2 separate regions of the Homo sapiens genome follow, and region 2 is linked to region 1. The links are chromatin loops, found by intact Hi-C in ENCODE. Cell type or tissue: IMR-90. All regions are shown on one strand. Each heading gives the region's core, and the rest is flanking DNA. Links, peaks and the distances in the headings are about the cores only.

Region 1 (5,385 bases), core at 79-5,078:
CTCCTGGGAGCCACGTTCACTGTCTTGGATGCCCTTCTTGCTCTCCAGGCAAGGGGACAATCTTAATAGCATCAACTTCAGATTTCAGTTCACTGTGGAGACTAAGGAAATCAAACCCAAGTCCTGGCCCCTGGCCTCTCCAGCTCCTTGGCCAGGGACCTTACAAGCTCCTGACTCTGGTGGTTTTCCACCATGAAGGGAATGTGACTCATTGCCAGTCCATCTGCCTTTACCTCAATTTTCAATTCCCGTCCTCTGTGTGAGTAATAGGATCAGTTGTTCGTACTTGCAAAGGAAGGATTTCATGCATGGTGAGATGGCAGCTCGAAGTTTATGGCTGAGGACAATTGACCCACTGGGAGTTGGAAGGGGCAGGGGCAGCAGGCAGCCCCCACCACACAGCCAGAACTGCTCTGTGTAATCAGACTTTTCATAGTGGGGTCAAGCAGCAAATCCAGTAGGAGAGGTGGAGCCCAGAGAGTCAGCGAGCTAATGACAGAGAGTCAGGCAAGCTATGCAATTATGGGATGTTCAGCACTAACACAGTCCAAACCTTAATGAGCCACAGTCCCTAGACTCCCAAAATTGAGAAGGGCACTTATTATGTGGCGGCACCGTGACTGTGGCTGGTATTAGATGGGCTTGTGGTGGGGCCATGTGGGATTCACCAGGTCCAGTCTCCTTCCTGAGAAAGCTGGGGCCCCCTTCGATGGGCCCCTCTGCAAGGCCTGACCCCCACTTCTGCTGTGGCCCTGTGCTCTCCACTTGTCAGAGGCCACACCCTGTAATCAAACCAAATGAAAACAGTTCCTCCCTGGATGTGTTTCCTATCTCAGCGAGGGCAGCAGCTTCAGGAGAAACCAGGGGAGTCAACTTCGATTCTTTCCTTTTCTTCACACTCATATCCTATCCTGTCCCTCCCAGATCTTCCTATCCCATGCCATTGCCTTAGTTCAGGCTTCTGTCTTTCTTCTCTTTCTGTTTTATAACTATCATTTCCCAACAGGCTACTCTCCTGCCTAGGATTTAACCTGGCTGTGATTAATTTTTTACTGATTCTTTGCACAATTGTTGTCACTTCCCTGCTCTAAAATGCTTTTCGTGGCTCCAAGTTGTCTTTGGGATTAAATCTACATCCCTGATCATGGCATTCGAGATCTTTGATCAACTAGTCCCTGTTTCTCTCTTCAGACCCGTTCCTGGCCCCACCCTCAGAGGCCCCTGATGTTATAGTCTAGTGAAACTTCTTGCCATATGACTTTTTGACCATATGCCTCTGGGCCTTTGTACATGGTGTCTCCCCTATGTGGAAGTCTTTTTGCCTTTGTCATCCTGGCAACTCCTCTCCTCTAAGAACTAGGGCAAATGTCACTTCCTTTGTGTAAATATTCCCAGGCGAAGTCAGGCCCTCTGTCTTCTGTGATCGTAGTCTATCCTGCTCACATCTTCTTGGTAGTGTGGTGTTTAGGTGATAGAAGCTGAGACTCTGAACTCTAGAGGCCTGGGTTTGAGTAATGGCTCCATTATTTACTCACCATGTGACCTCTCCAAACAAAAGTCTCCTCATCTGTAAACGGGGGTAATAATACTACTTCCCTCACATGGCTGTGGGCAGGCTTAAAGGAGATAATATATAGAGAGGGCTTGGACACTGCCTGACTCCTTGCTGGAACTCAACACTTCAACTGCTCTTATAATTATAACCAGATGAATTGTTGGTGGTTTTTTTTTTTTTTTTTTTTTGCCTGTTTGGGTCTTGGCTGAGCTCTATGAAGGCTGGAATTTTCTCCTGTTCAACTTTGTAGCCTCAGCTCCTAGAACAGGGCTTGTTCTGAGCAGGCCCATGGAGAACACCAGGAGACTAGGTCTCCAGGCCTGGCCCCAGTGTGCACTGGCTGTAGGACTTGAGACAGGCAACTTCTCCTGGCCTCTTGCACCTGGGGGCCCGTTTGGAGGGCAGAGCTGCCAGTGCAGCCCCAGGTGAAGGATCTTTTGTCCCTGGGTCTGCCTACAACTGAAAATAGAGAATCCTCCTTAGGAGCCTGAGGCTTGGGAGTGGAGCCAGGGCATGGTGGAGGCAAGGTACCCAAGTGATGGCTGGAGGCTGATGGAGAGTTCTGGAGCCTTGTAGATGGTGGAGAGACTGGCTCTTGGAAACCCTCTAGTGGTGATTTCTATACCCTCACCTGCATTTCACAGAAGCATGCAGAGGTATCAGGATGGTAATGGGCACATTACGTCTGTGAATTATCCTAAATGTCCACTTTGGCAAATGAAAATATTCTCTTTAAAGTAGGGAGAAGAACAGAATAGAAAAAACAAAGCTAAACCATTTGTAGTCTATACATCAAATCCCATGTTACTGCCATGAAAATTCATGACAAACAATGGGAATAGCTGGATGTGTGTGTAAGAATGCATTTAAAATTTTTACCTGACAGTACTGCACATGACATTGGAACAGAGCACAGCCTAAAGCAGTTTAACATAACACTTAAGAACATACAGTCTAGACACTGATGAGCTGGGTTCAGAGCCAAACTTTGCCACTTGTGATCTGTGTGATCTCAGATATGTTATTTGGCCTTGCTAAGCTTCAGTTTCCTCATCTGTAAAAGTAAAATCATAAGAGTACCCTCCTCACAGGGTCATTGTGAGAATCAACTGAGATAATACATGTGAATCAATCCACATGATAATTGGCATAGGGCCCGTCCTCAATTAGTGCTATTATAATGATTATGGATTTTATCCCCCTGACCCTCACAACCCGATGAGACAGGACAGCAGCATAGGTTATTATTATTCCCACTTGAAAAATGTTTAAATGTAATTAAGTTCCATACATATACACCAGCTGCATCATTGGTGTGTCAGGTCCATTGCCTTGCAGATACTGTAGCATGTAGCATGGTGGCTTGTAGGTAGGACAAGACAGACACAAGATCTGCCCTGCATCATCTAGGGGGTAAGGCAGACATTTAAAAGTTGTTAAACAATTGAGACCAGTATAGATCAGAGGAGAGACAGAGTGCTTACAGACGTGTGGGGCACATGGGACATAAATTTGTTGAGGAGTCACAAAGGACTCCTTCAGAAGAGAGATCAAGGTCAAGACCTCAATGATGTGTAGAAGCCAGCAAGGTGAAGAGGAAGTGGGAGAGAGGGACCAGCATGTGCAAAGCCTGGGAGGCTGGAAGTCACAGTAGCAGGACTGAAATAACTCAGGGCTGGGACAATGGTTGGAAATAAGGGGGCAATGACCAGATCAGGAAACTGAGGCTCAGAGATGACAAGTGTCATGTGTAGGGGCACACAGCTATCAAGAGGAGGGAGTGGGAGGAGGGCACAGGTGATGGCTCCTAATCAGGTGTTCTTGTGGCTTATATCACCATAATGACTCTCATGCTGGCAATACAGATACACACACATACCATTTTTAGAGGTTAAAAAATAAGTCATTCATGAGTTAATGAAAGATCATAGAGTGTTAACAATGTCTTCTCTCAATCAGAGGGCATCTACAATGCTGGAGTTTGACAGTTAACAAGATGGGGCTCTGAGTCATTGAAGAGAAGGCAGCTGTCAGATGTACACATTGGCTCATAAGAGTGAAAACAGTTACCTGGAGCTAAATTCATGTTCCTTGGCTTTCTGAAACCGAAATAACAACAAGTTCCATTAGGGTGCTGGACAAACTGCAGAGGTGGTGAGAGCACAGACTTTGGAGTCAGGCACTGGACTGAAATCTGGCACTGTCAGAAACCTCTTTGAGCCTCAGTTTCTCCTCCTCTGTAAGATGAGGGTAATAAATAGCATTTTACTGAATACTAGTTAGATATTGTATGTGCAAGTTCTTGATAAGTGCCTGCTATGCAGAAGGTACTCAAGAGATAGTTTCTTTCATAGTGTGCTTGGAACTATGCTACATTAAAAATAATTTGTTAGAGTAGTCAAATCTCTTCTTTGCCCTCAAACCCTTCTACCAATTGAGAGAGGGCCACTGCCTGGAGAAATGGATGTGATAAAGTGTTGGCAGTGCCATAATCCATGCCCATGCCACAAATTACTCTCAGTATTAGCTTCAAGGTGGGTTGGTGGGTCTCATTTTGCCTCCCCCAGGACCCCTGGAGTTATACCATAGGATTTACTCTCTTACTATATTATACTGAACAGTTTGATTAACAAAAAATGATATAGAACACGTCAGAAAATGATATGGAACACCAAATGTTAAGTGAATAGGATGAAGAGTGAAAATGGAGATTTCTGAGTAATGTTGATCTGAAAACTTTTTCTGCTGCTACAGCTTGGAGCAGAGGACTAGTGCATGGAGACAGGAGAGAACACAGAGAAGCTCAGAGGAAAAGGGGGCATTTCCACTATAGGTGGGCACAGGAGGCATTTTGTAGAGCCCACTGAAGGAGAAAAAAACCTTCTCAGTGTTTCTGGTATTGCACAGATGGGTCAGTGGCAAGTTAGAAACATGCCTGTTGCAACCTGCTTAGCACCAAATGCTGGGGCAGGATTTACACTTAAAATGTGAACTTGGAGTGCTTAGGGGTGGAGAGAAGAAGAATTGCCCGCCACTTACGTAAAAGCCCCCATGCACAGTAAGGCCTATGCTGATGCAGCTCAGCATGGGATTCAGAGGCAGATCAGAAGCAGAGAAATGAAGACATCGAAAAATTTGATCAAGATTAGAGTAGTCACATTTCCTTTAGTCACATTTGACTGGGGCTTCACAAGAGCCTTGGTGCAGAGGGATGGGAAGTTAATAGCCTAACCATGCTGTAAAGTATTTATAGCTTGTTACATAAATAATTATGGTTTAATTAGCTGTTTAGTAAACAGTTTATAGTTCACTGCATAGCAGAGGTTAAGTCATTCTAAAGTCATCTATGTGTTGTTTTTATAAAGCCCTCACTGAGAGAGTCTTCCTGTTGGGTTATAGAGAAGTATATGGGCTAGATGGACCCAGCTGACATCTGGTGACAAGAGTTCTTGGGGGACCTGGGAAGTATTTTGTTTACTCAGAATAAAACCCAAAGTGCTTACAATGGCTTCCATGGCTTTATGTGATCTGGCCTAATCCCTTCTATGAGCTCCCCTCCTACTAATATTTCTGTTGTTCTTTCTACTCTAGCCACACTTATCTCCATACTGTGTCTCAAACAAAGCAGGCATCTCCCTCTCAAGGCCTTTGCACTAGGCTCTGACCGCCTGCAATGGTCAGTACCCATATTTCAGCTAATTCTTTCACCTCTTTGAAGTGTTTGCTCAATCTTAGCTTCTCAATGAGCCCTGCTCTGACCACTTATTTAAAATGAAAATTACTTACCTGCTTTCCACTTGACGATTGTGGTACCCCTTATTCTACCACTA
Region 2 (5,385 bases), core at 193-5,192, 58 kb before region 1:
GTAGCATAATGCGGGAGGGAATTACACAAAGGCAACAGTACTGGGAGACAAGGATAATTAGTGAGTATCTTGGAGGCTGCCTACTACAATGGCTAAGTGGAGGACAAAGCTGAGAAATAATAAAAAAATCACCAAACAAACAAGAAGAAAACCTAGGGATGCTCCAAGGGCTGGACAGCAAAACTTCAGAAAATGTCAGAGGGGAGGAACAAAACTCATTATGTTGTTATTGCCATAAACATAGAGACAAAAGTCTTTATGTTGTTATTGCCACTGTAATGGTTATGACTTTTAGTCATTCTACATTTGCTCAAGATTGAGAGCCCTGGGAGAGAGCTGAGCCTACCTCATGTGCTTGCATCTCCATCATGCTGGGTTTGTGAGAGAATATCTATTTAATTCAGCTTCCATCACAGGGAGCAAGCACTACCTTCCACCAAGACTACACACAACAGGGAATTCTCCAAATAAGAGGTCAGGATGCTAACTGGAAAGAAGGGTTTAATGCTAGATACACCTGCCCTTTCCCAGAAAAGACAGTATCTAATAGAGTCATACAAAATTGAGGGACCTCCAAGTGGCTAATGTGATGTGTAGTCTGAGAGATCTATGTAAATAATTAAATGTAGGAGTCACTGGAATTTGAATAGGAGGTATTTGAGATTATGATAATACACAAAAGAGCTAGTGAGTGTTTGTAGAGACAAGACAAGAGGGCAAGAAGGAACACAGAATATTTGAGAGAGTAGGAAAAGTCAGGCTCATGGATACTGCCTCTTTTCTAATTTCTCACTGTTTGAAACACATCCAGGAACTGATTCACTTGTAAGTCCTTGCTGCTGTTGTGTCTCTTAGTTTTCTTTTGTCTGAAAGTGCAGTCTTCCTCAATAGGCTAGAGCTCTTATCAAGCAAGGACTGTCTCATTCACCTCTCTCTTCACTCTATAACTCAGAGTTGTTTAGCTATGTTTTAACCTGCCCAAGAGGAGGGGATCTAGCTATAGTTGGTTATCCTGCCCATGCAAAAGCTCAAGAGAAGAAGCCACTCCTGGATGTTAGCAAACAGCTATAGAAAAAGTGATTGATACTTTGCTTTAGAGGAGAATAACCTTTTTAAATTGCAGCATTCATTTGATGATTCTTCAGTAGCCCTCAGATCTAAACCTCTGGAAATATAGAAGTTGCTATGCAGACAGAGATAAATTCTCACTGTGTAGTATGACTTGTGTGAAGGAATAATATACTGCTTGTATAACTTTTAATTCTTAGTAAATGAATATTGTGGATTAAGCTCTCCTTATAAGGATGAGACAATAAGTAATAAAGCCAGGGGCCTTCTGTAGGAGATAAGGTCTCACCTCTAGTGTAAGCTTGTTACTTTTCCCAGTTATATGGGGCAATAGGCCTGCTTCTCAGATAAGAAACTAGAACTTGGGAGAACAGGTCTAGGTCACCAGAAGGGAATTGATCCCTTCTTCGGTTTGGATTTCAGGAAAGGGTTGTTGAGATATGTAGGAAAAGGCTCACTGACGATGGGTGTTAAGATGACACTGACCCCGTGGAGGTAGGCTGGAGACTGAGAAGGTGGGAACTAAGGGAACAGAGTCAACCCTTTGAAGCTAGTTTGATGATTATCTCTCTGGGATGGAAGTGAAATATTATAGAACTTTTGAGCCCTGAGAATGAGCTCCTGATGGTAAAAACCAGCCTTGGATGATAAAGCCAGACTTCACTTCCCTTTGGTATTTATTTACTTGTTGCCCTCCAACTGGGTTTTGTGAAATCTGTTCAAGTCCTGGATGAGACCTGGATGGTCTCAGCTAAGCTCTGAGGGTACCCAGGTTGACTCTTGTGTTCTATAAGAGTTAGAGTTATAAAGGAGAAGTCATAGTCCACTTGCCTTTGGCCATTAGAGCATTTGCAGTGTGGATGCAGAACAAAGCATGAACATGTTCCATGCCTCCCCGTGTATCACTGAGGCGGTGCCTGGAGAATCGCACCATCTCTGTGTGCCCTTCCTAAGCCAGGCTATGGTCACATTGCTGGTCCCTGCTTCTGCTGCCTCCTTGGCACCCCAAACCTGGATGGCATCCTCTAGAAAGGGTGCAAAGGCAAGAGACTGGCTTCTTATCACTTAGTTTCCAGAACTATGAGCCGAAGGCCTAAAATTTTTTCAAGGATTCATGAAAATGTTCAAGTTTACAAAGCATATTATTGGCTTCAACATATGAATATGGTAAGACAGGTAAATAAATGTTTATTTAAGTGTCTTCATGTCTGTTGGTCTACTAAACTCAACTATTATGTAGTTGTATAGAAATTGTATTCTATATGAGATATAGATGCATCTTATTATGATATTAGGTGAGAATTTCAAAATAAAAGGACTAGCAGCAGCTTAAAATACTGTCTCTCCCTCAGTCCGTCCCGCTAGGTGCAAAGCAGCCTCTTATCCACCAGAGGGCGGACTAAGCCCCGCTTCAGCTTCCTTAGCCAGGATCCCCTTCTCCCAGGCAGATCGCAAGCAGGTCTCCCAGATTCATCTCTAATTCTTCCTTCTTTCTGAGCCTTGGTTTTGTGGCCTGTAAATTTGAATTAATGGTGCCTCCTTCACAGAGGTGAGGTAACATTCTTCCAAAGCACTTGGGATTCCGGGGGCAGGTGGTAATGTTAGGGAGGAGGGAGGCTTGAAGTTTCCTCTCATCTGAGAAACCTTGCTGAGACATCCAGAGACTGAGAATACTAGTGAGACCCATTTTGTTTTATTCCTGATTTCCCTCAAAGCACAAAGGCTGGGGCAGAGATGGAAGAGTGGTGGGAGTGGGGGTCATTACGGGCATGAATGGAGATCCCCGAATTTTGACACAGGACTACTCTTCTTGAGCCTGTCCTTCCTTACTGAGATTTATTATTTCAAAATGCTGTCTGAGCTCAGAGGAGGCTTAGAGATCTCCTGGCTGGAGATGGGGTGGGGGTGGGTGAAGAAAAAATTAGGGAGGTTTTATGGAGGAGTTAGTCTTGACCTGAATGTGCTGGTAGGGTTTTTTCAAATGAAATAATTTAAATAACTTGTTTTCCTAATTATAAAATAATATATACACAATACAGAAAATTTTGAATATAGCATCTCTCCCCCCAAAAATATATGTGTTTCTTAGTTATCCCATCATTCAGATAAACCCACCATTAACAGTTTGGCGTATGTTCTTTCTTTTACATCTTATCTTAGTTTTGTTCCTGCTGCTATAACAAAATACCACAGACTGGGTGATTTGTAAAGAATAGAAATTTATTCCTCACAGTTCTGGTGGCTGGAAAGTCCAAGATCAAGGCATCAGCAGATTTACTATTTGGTTAGGGTTGCTCTCTGCTTCTAAGATGGCACCTGTTGCTACATCCTCATGTGGCAGAAGGGCAAAAAGGGGGACAAACACTGTGTCCTCACATGGCAGAAGAGATGGAGGGGGGAGCTCACCCCCTTAAGGCCTTCTATAAAGGTGCTAATTCCAGCTGTAATAGTGAAACCCTCATGATTTAGTCACCTCCTAAAGGCATTGCCTCTTAATACAATCACCTTGGAGGTTAAATTTCAACATATGAGTTTTGGAGGCACACATACATTCAAACCATACCACATCTTTATGTACATATTTATAAACATGTATAACATCAAACCTCTTTAAAGTCTGTCTTTTTCAGTGTGTATCTTTCTATGCTATACTTTGTTCTTCTATTATTTTTTGCTTATTTCATATTACATTGAATAGATGTGCCAGAATTTATGCAATGAAGCCCTATATACATGTAAGTTGTTTCCAGATTTTAATTATCATAAAAATGCTATAATAATCATCTTTGGAGCTAAATTTTGCAAAATGTTCATATTGTTTCTTAGCAGGGATACACATGGGGATAATCTGGGACCACTTTAATCTAATTTTAATCCAATGCGATACTATTTTTTATCCTTTCTAGAAATAGGATTGTATAGTCAAAGGGGAACTGCATATGTAATTTTGCTAGATTTAGGAAATGTGGCATTTTGTATTTCTACCCATCTTATATAACGGTTCTTCTTTCTTGCAGCCTCACCAACTGGATATGTTGTCAAATTTATAGATGAATTTCTGGATGACCAGATGTAGGAGGAACTAGTACAACTTAAGCAACAGACAACAGAAACAGACCCACAGGTTCAAATGTAGGGGGACCTAACAGGAAGAGAAATGTCAGCTCCATATAGGGAAGCACTTTCTGTCACCCTATCTGTCTAAAGGTAGTGTGAGATTCTCAGGCAGTTATAGGCTTCCTGTCACTTGAGGTGTTCAAGCACAGGCCAGATGACCATTCAGCAGAATGTAGTAGAGAAGTTTCAGCACCACTTTGGCATCTAGATCAAGGACCTTTAAGACTGGAGAAAAATACAAAACCATATTGATTGCTTCATTTTAAATACCTGAATCCATGATTATGAGAGACTTAATTAGGCCCTTATTGCTGCTATGGATTTGTATGTCCCTAGTCCTTTCACTCTCCCATTTACTTCTAGATCACTTTTATATACCTTCCTCAAACTCCCAGCACCCTCTCCACCATCCTTATTCTAAGCTTCTGACCTTGCTTGTTACTTCACTTAAAGGATGGCATCAATCAGAAGAGAGCCTCCACAGACTCTTAACAAAACATCTCTACACCTACTGGCATCTGAACATAGGTGCTCTTCTCCCTTGGTTGCCATCGATTAACTTTCTGTGCCCCTAGCTGGAGCCATTTCTTTTATTTGTGCAGCAGATCCCTCCCCTTTCCACTACTCAAAGGCATTGCTTCAGCCGTTACCTATCTCTGCCTTCACCTCGTACTCCCCTCACTCCTTTGTTTCACCTTAGTGTTCTTCCTGCTCTTGCTCAAAGATACCAGCCATACTCTTGCCTTAGAATATTTGCTTTCACTGATTCCTTTTTTTGGGAAAGCTCTTCTCACAGATTTGCATTATACATAACTCTTTCACCTCCATTTACATTGACTAGGCTTAAAAAATATCTAACTGTAGGCTTTTTACAGGAGTTACCTAAAACATGAGAATACAGAATGGCAAAAGAAAAAGAATGAAAATACAATATACCATGCAAACACTAACTAAAATAACGGCAGTGTAATTAATATTAATTTGACTAAAATTGACCATAAGACAAAAAGCATTAAGAGATAATGAGGGCTATCTTAAGATAACAAAATGTAACATTTCCAGCAGAATGTAATAATTGTAAACGTATATGCACCTAATAACATAGCCTGACAGTATATAAAGCAGAAATACACAATTATATTGGGACATTTTAATTCATCTCTCCCTTAATTAACTCCTCCTATGGGAATGGTCTATTTA

What was found. Hi-C counts contacts between places; a loop is a spot of excess contacts. Peaks named below come from ENCODE experiments on the same cell type or tissue, not always from the same donor. Only the 100,000 strongest peaks of a DNase experiment are listed, where the experiment ranks them.
Region 2: a loop joins it to region 1, with 5 times the contacts of the local background. A loop is called at or near these places in 17 of 110 quality-filtered maps.

What each region holds. Positions count from the first base shown.
Region 1 is chr11:15,157,139-15,162,523 of GRCh38, forward strand. All of the region lies in intron 2 of INSC (INSC spindle orientation adaptor protein), which reads left to right. Among named protein-coding and RNA genes, the nearest start is that of INSC, 45 kb to the left of the region's middle. In IMR-90, for the core only: a CTCF peak has its summit at 2,149; DNase peaks (open chromatin) are centred at 223 and 1,373; H3K27ac peaks cover 2,525 bases.
Region 2 is chr11:15,098,830-15,104,214 of GRCh38, forward strand. No RefSeq gene overlaps it. Among named protein-coding and RNA genes, the nearest start is that of INSC, 13 kb to the right of the region's middle. RefSeq lists a silencer at 2,378-2,427. In IMR-90, for the core only: a CTCF peak has its summit at 2,452 (motif pointing right); a DNase peak (open chromatin) is centred at 2,482.